2 separate regions of the Mus musculus genome follow, and region 2 is linked to region 1. A link is a loop called in an ENCODE intact Hi-C map of the cell type or tissue named here. Cell type or tissue: heart. All regions are shown on one strand. Links, peaks and the distances in the headings refer to the core of each region. The heading gives the core; the rest is flanking DNA.

Region 1 (7,972 bases), core at 1,031-6,030:
CAGGCAAACAAACAAGCAAACAAAAGAAAAAGAAAATGGTATTCACTCCCACACACCAAATGCACTGACTGTCTGAAAGCACAAAAAAGAAATAAAAGTGATTATATTATCCTGGGTGTAACTTCTTGGATAGTTTCTCCTGCTACCTATGACGCGACTCCTTTGAACAAGTTTGTCCGTGTATGGAACATCACCAGAGAACACAGAAGACAGGTCAGGGTGGTTTGGACTGTGGCAGCTAGCCAGCTAACTTCAACTCAGTGTGGATGTAGGGTCAGCAGGGCAGTGCTTCCAGTCCTCAGCAGCAATTTTAGGCTTGAGTGTGTGGCCGCCACTCCAGATGCCTTTGGAAATGGCCGGGGGCTGGGCTGCTGGTCCCGTTGGAGGAAGACGTATGCACAAAGTGTACTTGTAAGCTTGGAACGGATCCGGCTGGACATCTCCAGGGTCAAATGTTGATAAACGTTTGAGGAGTAAAATTCAAGCCATAAGAGAAGCCTGTCGAAGCCTCCATGAGGAGAGAATGTGCGGGAGTGTGGAAGGGCCTGCATGAGGAGTGTGGGGGTGTGCTCTTTAACACTGCCATACCAAGTTAACCGGCCCATTTGTTCTGATTGTTTGGATACAAACTGGAGAGTGTGTTCTGGTTTGAGACAGGCTGTGGTTGGTGCCGCCTGTTTGTTTTTGAGACACTCCATGGTGAAGCAGTTGCAGTAGAAAGACTTTGAGGAACATGCCCAGTTCAGAGAACAGCACAACTAACTGAAGCAGGACTTTTCTGCATATTTAATTGCACCTTAAAAAGCAAATGGGAGACTGTTTGAATAATATTTTTTAAAATGTATAGTTGAATTTATTCATAACTTCAGGGCACCGTTACTTCACTGAAATTCCCCAGGATTTGGCTGATCAGAGCTAAAGGATAGTGCGCTTGCTTAGAGTGTGCCTGCCAGCTGTAGGACCTATGCCCGCTATCAGAGACAACTAACCCTCACGTGGATCCCAAAGATGGGGACAGACTTGTTTCCTCAAGATAACTTTATTACCGATTTCTTGTAACCGAATCAGTTCATGTTTAATACAGAGATAACAGATAAGCCAAACATACTGAGGTAAATAAATACTTAAAAATACTTCATGACACTTAAATAATATAATAAAATCCAAATCTTCCCCCTTTAACTTATTCCATGTAGAATAAAATTATTGTCTGTATTCATTCATAATTTATACAAAATTCCTAGAAGTGAGATTATAGCCCAAAGGCATACAGAATCCTGTATGTTGGCACTTAGCATCAAATTGCCTGCAGAAATCTTTCAGTTCAAAAAGCCTCATTTTGTGCATTAGAATGCTCACATCCCCTTCTTCCTAATGTGAACAATGTGTTTAGAATAGGCCTTGCGATTTTATGGGTAGTAACAGTTTCTGTGATTGTGTAATTTTCCTGGACAAACGTGTACCCTCCATGTTCACATGTTCATCCCTAGCTCCCTCTGCCCCATCAGAAAACGTCACTCTTTCCCGACCCCTAAGGTTATATCTGAGCTTTCATGGAACCTCATTCTAGCACATTCTAGGATGTTCTACTCAAGGATAATAGAACAGGGGCCTGACCTTCCTTCTTCTGTGAATCTTACACTTTAAAATACAGCCCCTCCTACCACCTATTCCCATATAGGTTATTTTAATATACCACTTTTAAGGTGAAGTTAATTGGTGACATCGTTCCAGAAGAATAGACACATTTCTTAAAGGCTCATAATTTACAGGAAACCAAGTTATGGTGGCACAGCCAGGATTTTAGCACTGGGAAGGCAAAGGCAGGAGGTTGGTTACGAGTTCCAAGTCAGTCAAAGGTACCTTAGGAAGAAGACAGCGTGCTCAGAACAAGCCAGTAAGCAGATCGGCAAACTCGTCAAAACGCCAGCCAAAATAAAAAAACACACAAAAACTTGGGATGAATTGTATGCGCTCTGCTCACTGGTTCTAAAAGCACACTTCGAGTCAGTGGGGAGCTAGCTCTCTGGAGTCCTTTGCAGATCCTAGCAAGGCCAACTGGAAAGATCACCGGAGTAGAAGCCACAACGATAGACAACCACAAAGTAGTCGTGTTTACAAACTCAGTCCTATCACCTCACAAAATGGCGACAGAATCTGTACATTCTTTTGATCAAAGCTACGCAATGCTCACTGAAAACATTTACTAAATATTCCTACTAACTCGCACTTTTCCACGAAATGCCCTGGTGCAGAAGCACAAGAAATTCAGTCTTTCTCCTGTGCGGAATGTTTAGGAATCACATAGTCAGGTCTGGGTGACAGGGCAGGGTGGGATCCTGGGGACATGTTTTGAATCTTCCAACATGAAGTCTTAGCTCTCTACAACTGACTTACAGGCTGTCACGGAGCTGCGCAGAGCTTCTAGTGTGTTCAAAAGGAAGCTAGGGCTCAGTTTCTGCTTTGCCTCCCTTTGGCAGAGCTAAAGTTTGGGCCATGACCAGGCCTGAGGTAGGATTTCCTAGTTTTTTTTTTTTTTTTAGCATCCTAGGAAGATAGATGAGCGGAGCCAAGGTTACTTGTTTCTTGCATCCGGAACGAGTGTTTTAAAGTAACAAAACCTTAATCTTTTTGGATATTGAGACCTACAAAGGAAAATAATCAGCATTGTATGGATGACTTCAATAGACTAGCTGCCTGCAGACTCCCCCGCCTGGGAGTGACATTGAGGGAGCCCTCAGATCTCGGTGTCTGGAGACGCGAGCCAATGGGGGCTAGGCAGACGATTCTTTCTGGTGCTTGATGTTCCGGACATTCCGACGTCCCCGGTTCATTTCCAATGTATGAATACATCACTCTTTCTATTAAGATACCACGAAGACCACCTGTTACTACAGGTGATTTACATTCCAAGCTAGAATTATAGATTCCTTTATGCAAACATATTTAGGGAGAGTTCACTTTAAGACGGAATTTAGCTCCCTAATGAAAACAGCGCATAAAGGACCCTAACAGCTTCTGCGAGAGGTCCAGACTCTTAACTGGAGAAAGTGGGGCTTAAAAGAAAATGCGGGTAGGTTCTTTGTCTCCTAGGAAACTCATTTCCGACTTGGGAATCGGGCGAGTTACTCCCCTGCCTCACGCACATTCCTACCCGCTCCAGAGCGCTCCAGCGGGCAAAGATGGAACTCTGTTCTTTCTTTTGTGTAGCCCGACCGTTTGTTTCTCTCCTGACAACAGCTTCTCCTCCCTTCATCCTCCCCGCTTTCTTCCGGGCCTGGGAACTGCGAGGCCAGGAGCTGTGTGGCCGTCCCTTTGCCGGGTTTCGGGTCCCTGTGCGCAGGCACGCATTCATTAGCGCCACAAGAGCACCAGAGTCCCGGACACCTCATAAATATTTAGAGGTTCCCACCACCTTCCAGAGAGCCAGGGGGAGAAAGAGAATTTAGTGTGGAGTTGGTCAGGGTAATATGCATGTGAATCAGAAGTGGGGACAAAGGATGAAAGGTGCTGGAAACTCCAACAAACCCGTGATCCCCGGGGGTCATTCTGCCTGTTCCTGCCCACACTATCCCGGGCCGGCCTTCTTCCTGCGCATGAGCGGACTGAGCCTGTTTCCGAAGACTGTTGGCAAAGGATGTGTGCTCTTTGTTCTGTCCCGCTCTTTCTTAACAGACAGGTTTGCTTTGCCCTCTCCACTGCGCTGGCGGCTGCCTTCTCCTTTGCCACCCACAGAAGTGAGGCATGAAGATCTAGGGGTCTACACTAATACGTAAGGCAAGAAAAGGGAACAGAATGTGGCTGTGTCGGGGAAAACGTGCGCAAAATCAGCCTGTGGGTTAGACACAATACATCGACACTCACTATGGAAGGTTGAAAAACTTCCATAAATGTTCTGTGCACAGAACCCAGAATCCCAAGAGAAAGTCTGCACGCAAACAGCTACCTTGACACCCACACACCCTATGAAGCTTTTAAAAACTATTTTTAAACACTCCTCCTGGCTTTTATTTTGGGAGGTCTGGAGTGCACAGAGCAAGGGAGAGAGCAAAGGCTCAGAGCTCAAGAGAGGAAGCTAGAGCAGTCTTCCTTTCTTCCTAAAGCACTGTCTCACAGGAAGGATGACCAATGGCCTTAAAGCCTGGGAGTGAATACAGGGGCAGTAAAGGATGGATTGGCCAGGCTAGTTTTCATCAGAAAGGAAGAGGATGGCAACATGGAACTAAGCAGCTTTGGGACAAAGACTCCTCTGTGGAAAGGGGGTTGCTTTAACCAGGTAGGAATTTTAAGTCAAAGCCTTGTAATACCTAACAGTGGTTGAGATGAAACACATGGATTATAGGTCTTATGAAGCATCCTGCTTAGTTTGGGGTACACACTATACAGCAATGAGAGCCTGAATAGTTAGCAATAGAAAATAACTTACATCCTAGTTCACATTTTGGAAATACCTGGGATTGCAACTATGTTGCTTTGAACGAAAGTGTACAAATATTACTAGTTAAATCTTACTATTAGGAAACATCGGAGGAAATGTGCTAAATTTCATAAAAACTTCCAATTTGCCCCAGTTCACTACTTACTACAAGAAACCTTCAATCAGATAGAAGCTCACTGAAAATTAAAAGGAATCTGGACAAAGCTGGTAAACTGGTACCTTGCCCTTATAAGCTGGTGAAAACTAGCTCCAATCACCTTAAGGCAGGAGGAAGTTTATGGATCAGGGTGACAGAAATGTGAATCAACCGTAATGAGCTCAAGAGCCCCAACAAGCCACAGGGAAATGCTCTCTTCAGCTCTGCTTTTTCCTGACTTCTTCAGCAAGCCCCTCACCGAGCTACCAGGATTCCTGAAGCATCTTTATCTTCAGCCAGTAATCTGCCTAAACAAGGGGCCCTGTTTTCTGCTGACAGCTTCAGCAGCACTTGCCACTCTTGCTTTGGGTCAAGTAGTAGCTATCCTTGAACCAGTTACTGGGACCAACATTGTGTGTCCCTCCACTCATCGTGGACTGCCTGCTCAACTTGGTGACTGTGGCAATCCATTTCTCTGAGAGGGGAGAGGGAAGTACCTCTTCTTACAGGAAGGTAAAGGACAGGGCGCCTACTGGACAGGTACCACCAGTGACATCACTCACATTCCACGATTCAGTACTGGCCCTTTCTCCAGCGCAGGGTCTATCTGTGGCCTGCCAAGCGCATGTTGGTGAAAATACAACACAACCTTATCTGGGCTACGGGATCGTGGCAAGGGAAAGCTCTCGAGAATGGCCTTTGCCCATGCTTTCATTGTGGGACCTGTGTGGCTCCTACCCAGCTGGCTTGAATCAGTCAGGCAATGATGGAGAGCAGAAAAAAAAAAAAAGGATATTTGCAGGCCAGGCCTAGAAGGGGTGCAACCAGTTATATCCTGTTGACCGGAAATCATCACATGGTCACACCTAGTCTTTGGGTAAGTGTGAAAGGGAGGTTTTGTGTGCAGGATGAAAGGGAAATAACGTTTAATAAACTACCACCAATCTTTATCTCATGACTGTTGTGCAAGTGGGTTTGAAATCATGGGTGCACACTGCTGCTCCGTCCAAGCCGTAACTACACTCCTACTGTGATGGTTCCCATAGACTAACTCGAAGTATGCACTACCCCACATCCACACGTGGGGATCCACGCATGAATGCAGCAAGCAGCATCCCCATGGGAAGAGGGATAAACAGTCACAGAGAGGCCAATTACTTGTACTGGGTTGCAAAGCTAGAAATCGGTGGAGCCATGATCTCACAGAAGATGAGCTAGGTGGAGTTGCTCTTGGAGACAATAAGAGAAGTGTTTTTGAGGGAATAGGAGGTGCCACGCTTTGAAAGAGCACTCAGCCAGGGGAAGACATAGAAAAGTGCATCTTACTTCATACATGGTGTCCCAGAGGAAGGCTCATCTGGAGATGCAGCTTAAAATTGAGATGTGCCGGGTGGTGGTGGCGCACGCCTTTAATCCCAGCACTTGGAAGGCAGAGACAGGTGGATTTCTGAGTTTGAGGCCAGCCTAGTTTACAAGGTGAGTTCCAGGACAGCCAAGGCTATACAGAGAAACCCTTTCTCGAAAAAAAAAACCAAAACCAAAACCAAAACAAACAAAACAAAACAAAACAAAAACCCCAAATAAAATAAAATAAAATAAAATTGAGATGTACATGATGTACATAACCATATTCAGCAGGCTCTGGAGGGTCTTTTCCCATGGCACCTGACAGCCTATGGAGACAACCTGCATGGATGACATTTAGGTAGTTGGTGAGGTAGCCATGTGCTACCACTAAGGGCTTGCCTTGTCTCCTTGGCAGGATCTCCTTTCCTTCACTTGTGAGAGACAACTCCCTCTGGTCCCCTGTTTACCTCAGGTCAGCAATTTTAGAAGCTTTCTTTGCATAACAATTCTCTGCTCTTGTTCACAGGTGGAGCTAGCTGCTGCCACTCAGTGTCCCCAAAAGTCACCAAACAGGCCAGACTTGGTGGTGAATGCCTTTAATCCTGAGCACTGGACGTTTAGGCTGGCTGATCTCTGCGACTTTAAGGCCAGCCTGGTCTACATAGCGAGTTCCAGGACAGCTAGAGATACAGAGAGAGATCCTGTCTCACAAAAACAAAAACAAAAACAAACAAAAGATGCTAAGTATATTCCCACTGAGAGGCATTCCTTGGTGTTCACCCTGTAGATTTCTTGAAGGTGCCGATTAGCACTCAACTTTAAATGCCCATGCTTCCCATTGTCCTTGGCAAGAGAAGCCAGCCTAAGACTAAGTGTGTATTGGAGAATCCCCTTATGCCCAGCTGGTCAGAGGGCTTTTATTTTTCTATTAAGACAGGGCTGCATGCATCCCAGGCTGGCCTGGAACTTTATGTAGCCAAGGAGATCTTGAACTTCTGACTCTGCACTGCCTTCTGAGAGCTGGGGTTTTAGACCTGTGCTACCGTGCCTGGTTTGTATGATTCTGGGCACCCACCACTTTCTCTAACATGGTGAACTGGATGATATTGGGGATCCCATTCTGTGGCCAGGCTGCTTGCAAGAGGTGACGCAAAGGAAAGTGAGTTTTAGGTCATCACACCATTTTTTTTCTAGTGGGGCCAATATAAGTCCAGTGACACTCTGTGTAAGAAGAGACAGACCCACAGTGGAAAAGCACTGGGAAGATTCTTAAGTGGGGACCCCTTAGGAGGAGGAGTATCTGAGGGGAAGTACAGTGATTCTGTGGCTGTGATAAAACACCATGACCAAAGCAACTTACAAAACCAAGAATTTATTTGGGTTTACAGTTCCAGGGTCACAGTCCATGATGAGGGAGCAATAGCAAGGCCTCAGGAACAGGAAGCTGAGGCCTTGTTCATGTTCAGGAACATCTTGAACTGACAGCAAACAGCAGAGAGAACCCAGATTGGAGAGTCTTTAAAGCCTATCTCCTCTTCCATCAAGGCCACACTTTTTTTTTTTTTTCTTTTGGATGTCAATCCTGTCCTTGGTTGATCTTTGTGAGACTCTGCACATTTTTTTCTTTTTTTTTGAGACAGGGTTTCTCTGTGTAGCCCTGACTGTCCTGGAACTCACTTCGTAGACCAGGCTGGCCTCGAACTCAGAAATCCACCTGCCTCTGCCTCCCGAGTGCTGGGAATAAAGGCGTGTGCCACCATGCCCGGCAATGCCACACTTCTTAAACCTTCCTGAATGGCATCATCAACCGGGGACCAAGTATTCAAATGCTTGAGCCTAGGGGAGACAGTTCACTCAAATGGTCACAGTTAGTGAGGACAGTTTCCCAGGATCTGAAGCAGGAGGAGGCGCTTCTGAAGAGAAATGGTGGAAAATGATGACAGTCAAGAGAATGCGGGGGGGGGGGGGGGGGGGGGGGGGATAGATGAGGGCCAGGGGATAGATGTCAGGGTTGAGCCTAGGCTTACCAAGAGTAGACAAAAAGCAACAAC
Region 2 (7,972 bases), core at 976-5,975, 510 kb before region 1:
TCGAGAGGGGAGGGTTCAAAGAAGGTTTAGAGGTAGGGATGGATTTGCATATCTTACCAAGTACTTTCAATGTATCATTTTCAAGCCATGGAGCTTTGGATTTTAAAAAATGCAGACTTCAGAAAAACCTTTAGAAATAGGACTAACATTTGTAAAGGCATAAAGTTTTTTCAGAGGCTTTGGACCCAAAAGAGACCTGAATAAAATTATATAAATTCTTCTATACAAATGTTTTGGAGAACCCATTTTGTGACACAAGGGCACCTCAGAGCAGACAGTATCAAGACGTAGAGTTGCTTTCACCTAAAGTCATTGAAGCACAAGTAGCAGTACAGAGTACATTCAACTACACCTACACAGTCCAAGACTTAAAATTCCCTGCACACCAGTTTAAAACAAAGCTCGACTTTGGGCCAAGAGTCAGTATTGATGAAATAGTTACAATGACCAAGCATTTTTTTCTGCTTATTCCATCCTTGTATCCTTGGCACCTCTTGATAGCACCAGACACATAATGTATGCTCAGCCCTGGGATTTGCTTTTGTAAAACTCAATCAGTATAAAATGAATGACTCATCCTAAAACTCCTTTCAAATTAAAATACTCTACCCTTTATCAATAGAGAAGACAATTTAGAAAGAAGACACTTTCTGGCAAGTGATAATAAATGTATGCTAACACTGAGAGAGAGGCCAGGACTCCAAGTCACCAGCACGCCTATGCTATGACTACTGAAAATGTATTTAAAAGGCAGGGTACTTTCCTAACCAATAAATCTGATAAAATTGAAGAATAGGCAGGAATTAATGTGATTTTTTAAATATGCAAACAGTTAAATTCTCGAAGTGATTTTAAACAAGATATAGGAAATAATATTTTAATCAATTAAAAAAAAACAATACTTTTGAATGGAGCCCAAGGTCTTCTGCACCTTAGAATACTTCACTGAGCTACAGTTCTATTTTAAATATCTTCTGTAACATGGGGTTTTAATTTAAGAACTTTCTTTTTCAATTGTATGGGTACTCGTGTGCTTTAATAGCTGATATTATCAAATGCCTAAATGTATAGTACATTTAGAACAATTCTCAATTGTCACTACTAAAAATCAATTTTAAACACAAAGAAGTGCTCATTTTTTTTAAATTTAAAAAAAGTTTTAAAATAGGTGCTCAAAATTATGTTTTTCTCAGTTAAATTTTCTTATTATGAATCCCTTCTCCATGCCTCACAAAGGCAGACTTTTCATTAACTTCAATAAAATTATGGTTTAACTCTCTCTAGGTCAAGGCATTTAGCATGTCAATCATAATCCAAATGGGAGATGTAAGTACTTTTGAAGCCATCTCCATGACAAGAAGGAAACCCTCTACTTTGAAACAACAAAAGGAAAATTATTTTATGGGCAATAAAGTATTAGTCTCCTTTCCTCTTATTTGGCCAGGAAGCCAATCCAGAGGATTCTTCTCAGAGCAAGGACTTCACTGACAGAGTGCAGTATTTCCTTCACTAGGAGAGTACTGCAGGGGGAGAGAGCTCAAGTACAGAAGGCCTCAGCTCTCAGTAGTGCTATGCAGAGGAAGACACTGCTCAGTCCCTGGAGCTATTTGTGTGTCCTTTGCTCTGTAGCAGATCTCTGTGCAGTTCCTGTCGGCCCTTGTTTCCTGTTCAAGGATTAGTCATAAAAATGCAGAACTATTCCTCCCAAAGCTTCCTCCGGATTGGGTTCCCTCTCACCTGCTTTAGGTGCTGTCACCACACCCAAGCCTCCAACCTGGCAATTCAGAACTTCATGAAAATGCGGCCACCAATAATATTAGGCAATACAACTAGTTAAACAAAACAATGTAACATTGTTTGTGTAGGGTTTTTGTTTTTGAATGGAAGTTCCTTTTCATGGGGCAGGGGACAAGGATACAATCATTTGTGTTAAAACGCACACTTATTCACCCTGTAAAAAGAGTAGCCAAAGAAAGAAGAGTTTTAAATCTGTCTTCTATTTCCCTGGTTTTTATTACTAATTAATTTAATTGTAACATTCAAATGGCACAGTTCTTATTAAGAGGGCTCCAGGTAAATCTAAATAAAGCTGGCTAAATTGTGTTCCATCCTAAAGTTATTAATATAATAATTTATGAGACTTTAAAAATAGTTTTAAGTTTTAGGTCTTAATTTCCTATATTTATATAGCCTTAGGGGACATTTGCTTATCAAAATCATCCATGAACTAGTTTAAGTTGAAAGAAACTAAACGTGTGTAATTGTTTTCAAAATATGAGGTATTTCTCTCTTGTAAAATCTGTATTTTTTTTCCTAATCTGTCCCACTTGGTTCGCACTAATCAGTTCAGATTTGGGTTTACAAACGACTCTTAAGTAAATGTCACTTAAAAGCTTAGTGCCATTCATAAAAATGTATACTTTTTTTCTTAATTTAACAAGTTTCCAATTCATTCATCCAAAATACACACTGCCCTATGGAGGGAAGAAGCAGCTAGACACCATGAGCGTGCACCTCTGCTTCCAGGAGCATCTTAGCTGCCTAGCATGACTCTCAAGAGGAAGAGAGGAGGGCTGCACACTTGTAACATTACTTTTATGAGTTAAAACAGACTCGGCTACTTTCACCGTGTAACGCATTTACTTCATAAATGCACCTCTCATCCATCTTCTAGACACATCTCAAATAGACCGACTTCAGATGTGCTTAGTGCGATACCTGTCAGGCATATATCACAAACAAGTTCACTACATCTTCAGAACATCACTTGGATGGGGGCGGCGAGTCTACAGTAACGAAACCTCCAAACGGGAATGTGCGCTAAATTATGCATTTATTTCTACTTATCCCGGAGGAGAACCCAAAACGTGGCTTCACATATAACATCTCTGTCAGGGAGGTCCTTTCCAATCTGCCTACTTCACACTGCTTAGAACAACCCTAGTGGCCACTTCCAAAGCTGCACTGGTCAAACTGCACCCAGTCACAAACTGTAGTGGGGGAAAAAGCCATCTTTGCAGTTATCTACTCGGCTAGTCTTTCGTCTCAGATCTCCGAGGACACATTTAAAAAGACAGAACTGAGGTGCGATCTCCACGAGGCAGATGCTTTCCTGAGATTTTCTTTAAGTCCTAGGGTGTGTGAACTCGCCCTGAAGTGAAGGACAGCTTGACCGAAACAGACCTGGGCTGGTCACCCCGTGGAGCGGCAGGGCGAGCCCCGCCGTCGGGGGTCGCAGTGGAGCACGCGGGTGTCCGTGGGGATACAGTCTTCAGCGAGCTAACCTTGGCTAAGGCAGGTTGGAAACTCATACCTAATGCTCTAGCACACACCGGACCAGGCTATGGGCGGGGGGGGGGGGGGGGGCGGGCCGAGGAAGCCCACAGAGCGGACGGAGCGCGGCACGCACGCCTCCGCCGTGACACTGACAGGTGGCTCGGGTCGGCCCCCGAGGATCCCACTCGGACCCGTGGGGTGTGACGTGGTGCCACACACGGACGCGGGGCGGCGCGGAGAGATTGTACCTGGCAGGCACCCACGTACCTATCATGGTCACCGGGCGGGTGGTGGCTGCGGGTCGAGAAGGACCTACGCGGGCACTGGCGCCCGCCCGAGCCTCCCACCAGCGTTTCTGTCAGGTTTAGTCATCCAGGCCTCCTCCCCCTTCCCCTCGCGAGCCAGGCGGGCGCAGTGCGCACGCGCAACCACCCGCCCCTAGCGCGAAGCCTGCTGGGAGGCGTAGTTTTAACCCGTAAGATTCGCCTCCGGCAGCTGCAACTGTCTTCGCTGGTAACCTTTTCCGGAAACGCTCGTCACGGAGGGGCGGGACTAGCGTCTCCTAATGTTGACTAATCGCTTAGCAACCGGGAGGCTTACACCTTTGGAAGCTCTTAGAGACTCTAGCCTCGGATCCCAGCCCTCTTCCCGCCCCTCTCCTCCCCTAAACTCCCTCCACCTTGGTGCTGCCAAACATCTGGATCTCCCTGGGCAGCACGAGGGGTTGAATTTCTACCACTAGAGCCTTTTAGAGTGTTTTCCCGACCCCCTGCTCACTTCTGTAAAAGCCACTGGTTTTTCTTCCACACCTCTGATAAGAACAAGACGTTTTCTAGGAAGAATGTGGTAGAAAAAGAGACCCTGACCTTAAACAAATGCCCAGACAAGATGCCGAAGAGGACTAAACTGCTGCCACAACAGACGTTCCAGGTGCACCAGCCTCGTTCCCTGGTTTCTGAGGGCTTCACAGTCAAAGCCATGATGAAAAACTCAGTCGTAAGTGATCTTCCTCGATTGAACGCACTTGCTCCGAATCAGGGGACATGTGGTTGTAGAGGATGACAAGCCCTGGGTCCTGGTACTGTTTACCAGAACTGGCAATGACTCGGTCAGTAGCAGACTCTGCCCGACAGTGTGCAGAGATGTAGGCTAGGTGGTTAAAGAACCTTTGGGGCAGGCGATGTACTGAGTTAGCGTATAAGCACCTTCTTGAGCAAGTGTGCTTTCTCCACTACCCCAAATTACACTTAAGCTGTTTCACTGGTAAGGGGGAAAAAAATCCTTATCTTTATTGTAAACTTAGTCCACTCAGTACAAGACCTTCTGGAGTGAATGCTCTTAGAAGTCATAGGCTTTCAAAATTTAACACGAACCAGTATGAGACACATAAACTCATCAGTAATATATACTAATTTATCTCATCTGGGACATTTTAGAATGCCTTAGCATTTACTCAGCAACATTCTGACAAAAAAAAAGGTATTAACCTGTTAAAGTATTCAAAAATTACTTATGTGAAGACTGGTTCCTGATAGGCCTTTTAAATACATTTTAAACAATATAAGCTCTATTTCAAGTGTCTCTAATAATACAAGCCCTATTTCATTTTTATGAGTTGTGATAATACAAATAAAATATTCTTAACACGAATAGGGGAAAATATTCAAAGGCACACAAACGGTTTAGCTATATGCCTAATACTGCTTTTCAATCTTCTTGTTTATTAAATACCATATGATTTGGTATGCTAAACCATGTTTGTCTACTGAGTGGGCACCTGTTTAGGAGTGTGAGAGATTTAATACTAAATGTAGTTTTCAATTTTGTACAATTTACACCCTGAGAGGATCTTATTATACAGCAATTCAATATATTAGCTTAATAGTGTTCTTCGTTGTCCCACTATATTTCTACTTATATATTGCAAATCTTATACATACCACTTAGAGGACACAAATGAAGTAGATTACCTGTAGACTTCCAGCTTGGATTCCTATGTTGCTATTGTATATTGGTTGATCTATAGTAGTTATAGAGTGTAAAAGCAAACTGCAGAGTTACAGGAAACAGAAAAGGTGCATCTCTATTCAGTCCTTAACAGTTCACCACCTGTGAGTTCTCGGATGTACTTTTTGTCACATTATAAAGTATCTCTCTCCCTCTGAAAGTCTACTTCTCTTCAGAGCGTATATACCAACATTCATCTTTTAAATTGCAACCAAGTGTCCCAAAAGCCAACTCCAAACTACTTCTCAGGAGTTTCAGCCACCTTCCCTTCCCTCTGTAAGACTCCATTTCAGTGGGCAATGTCTTTTCAATGTCCTTCCAAGAAAAACACATGGAATCTATCCTAGGAAGTATGGAAATTGTTTATGAAATGATGATAAATGTAAACATTTATTATTTGTGAACTAATTTCTTAAAAATCCAGGGACAAGTAGTCCTAAGCAATGAGTGGTTGTTACATCAGCATGAACTTTTGGTTTGGTCTCAGTAAAAGTGAGCAACCACAAAAGTCGTCAATCAGAGAATATTTAAACTCATATTGATACAGTGTTTTCCATTAAAAGTTGAAAGGAGTTGTATAATTTGAGATTTGCAGATTGTTTACCTTCTTAGAGTATGATGAAAAAGTCCATGACCAAAAACCAGTTAATGAGTATTCATTCCCTCTGTCAGCAAAAAACCTTTATGGCTTATACAAACCTCATCAAAAAGCAAGATAGGTCAGGCATTGTGAAGCATGCCACAACTTCATGCTCAGAAGGTAGAGCCTCCTTGAAGATATCCTGGGCTACACAAGAACAAAGGAAACTACCCTCCATATGAAGGCCCTGACTCAAAGACACACACACACAGACACACACACAGACACACACACACAGACACACACACAGACACACACACACACACACACACACACACACACACACACACACACACACACAGCAAGTTAGAATATGGATCCAAGGCTGTGGAGATCTCACTTGTAGGCCCTGATTCCAGGCCCTTCAGAAAACAGGCTAAGAAAGCTGTAGAGTTTCAAAAAGACACAATCTCCAAGATAGACATTACCTGCCAAAACGGCACAGTGATGAGGACGTTGCTTACTTCGCTGAGCCCCAGAAACTCCTCTCACGCTGCTGCTTTAGTCCATGTCTAAGCTTAGGTTTGAAGGCATAATTAGTTGAAAGAGAGGCTGAGATGGGCTGTAACTGATAGCTCTGTGACTAGCTCAAACTTGCAATCTTTTATTACTGTGATAGCAGGGTGATGGGACAATGGGGATCATTAGAGGTCCTGAGCTGAAGCTGGTGCATTATGGTGAAGAAAAGCATAAAGACAAGTAAAAGATTCAGGATGCAAATGGTTAAGCATCGGTGGCTAGGACGGCAAACACTCCTTCAGTGCGGTGCAAGTAGTGAAGATGGTGGATTTGGATGGGGGCCCTCATCACCCCCACACCTCAGGAATGTAAGGTCTCCCAAGCTGTTCTCTACCTGTCAATCATCAGTACAGCTAGACCAAACTTTCCAGGACAAAGTTTCTCTGTTTACACAATGTGAATATTTGGGAGCTATGAAAACAAAACAAAAAACCACATTCCACAGAGCCAGCCACAATTCTTAGATAATTTCATGCATTTATACAACATATCTTGATCATATTCAACCCAAATCCTGCCTCCCTCTCTCCCTAAATCCTGCCCCTCCTACCTTCATGTCCTCCTGTTTTGTTTTTCATAACCCACTGAGTTTATTAGTGCTGCCTGCATGTGTCCCTGTCATCCACCTGAGCATGGTGACTTGTCAGGTGCCACATACCAGAAAGAAAATGGACTCCTCCCAGCTTCCTGCTGCCATCAGTTCTCCATGGCTCTTCAGCTAGGGGTGAAGCCTTATGAGCCCCTTTCTCATCCACATTGGCACATTAACTGCCTTGATCTTGATTAGGCATGCCCCAGGCATTCATAAGTGCAATGGCCATATCACGTCCAGAGGACAGCATGCCTCTACGTCCTCCGGCTCATACATTCTTTCTGATCCCTTTACTCAGTGTCCCCTGAGCTCTGGCGGGAGCCTGGTGTGAGGCTGGGTGTCAATGTTCCATTTTCAACACTAATTGTTGTTCTCTTCATGGCCTAGACCAGCAAGCTTCTATAATCTAATCCTATTTGATACTTTTTAAATTCATAAACAACCCCCGCTCTTAGGTACTTTAGCTAACTGAAACCCAAGAGATGGAGTGGTTCTTTAGAGTTTTGGCTGATGCTGTTCCTTTACTGACTGCCCATCCTTTTACATAACCTCCATCTACAGCATCACACTGTCACCAGATAACAAACATCCACTGATCAGTGGGTATGCACAGTCCCAGTACTCCTTTAAGGGCCAGGGACAGAACAGTCAGTAAAAGCAGACAGGCTGTGAAGCAACTCACACATTTATGGTTAGCATAACAACTGCTGTTTTAAGGACCTTCCTTAGACCCGCTCCTCCCCCATCCTAAGTTATGCCTCGTTCACCGTTTAATTATTTACATTACACTTATTTCTGCTTGTATTTTAAACCCTTGTATAAGTTCTGTGGGAAAACAGAATCTATTAACTCACCTTCAAATTTTACCACAGGCAAGTAATGTATTTGATAACTAATGAAGAAAAGCAACTTTGTTTTCTTCACCTTGTCATTAAAAT

Evidence for each region. Hi-C counts contacts between places; a loop is a spot of excess contacts. Peaks named below come from ENCODE experiments on the same cell type or tissue, not always from the same donor. Only the 100,000 strongest peaks of a DNase experiment are listed, where the experiment ranks them.
Region 2: a loop joins it to region 1, with 3.0 times the contacts of the local background. A loop is called at or near these places in 5 of 42 quality-filtered maps.

The regions. Positions count from the first base shown.
Region 1 is chr17:10,330,802-10,338,773 of GRCm38, reverse strand. No RefSeq gene overlaps it. Among named protein-coding and RNA genes, the nearest start is that of 1700110C19Rik, 10 kb to the right of the region's middle. RefSeq lists an enhancer at 1,600-5,211. In heart, for the core only: a CTCF peak has its summit at 3,178; DNase peaks (open chromatin) are centred at 2,733 and 3,593; H3K4me3 peaks cover 1,561 bases; H3K27ac peaks cover 4,356 bases.
Region 2 is chr17:10,836,061-10,844,032 of GRCm38, reverse strand. It overlaps Pacrg (PARK2 co-regulated), which reads left to right and starts at 3,842. Exons shown (of 5, transcript NM_027032.2): 1 at 3,842-4,272. The coding sequence starts at 4,165. It overlaps Prkn (parkin RBR E3 ubiquitin protein ligase), which reads right to left and starts at 3,674. Exons shown (of 12, transcript NM_016694.4): 1 at 3,544-3,674. The coding sequence starts at 3,550. In heart, for the core only: a CTCF peak has its summit at 2,941; DNase peaks (open chromatin) are centred at 2,972 and 3,752; H3K4me3 peaks cover 1,855 bases; H3K27ac peaks cover 1,366 bases.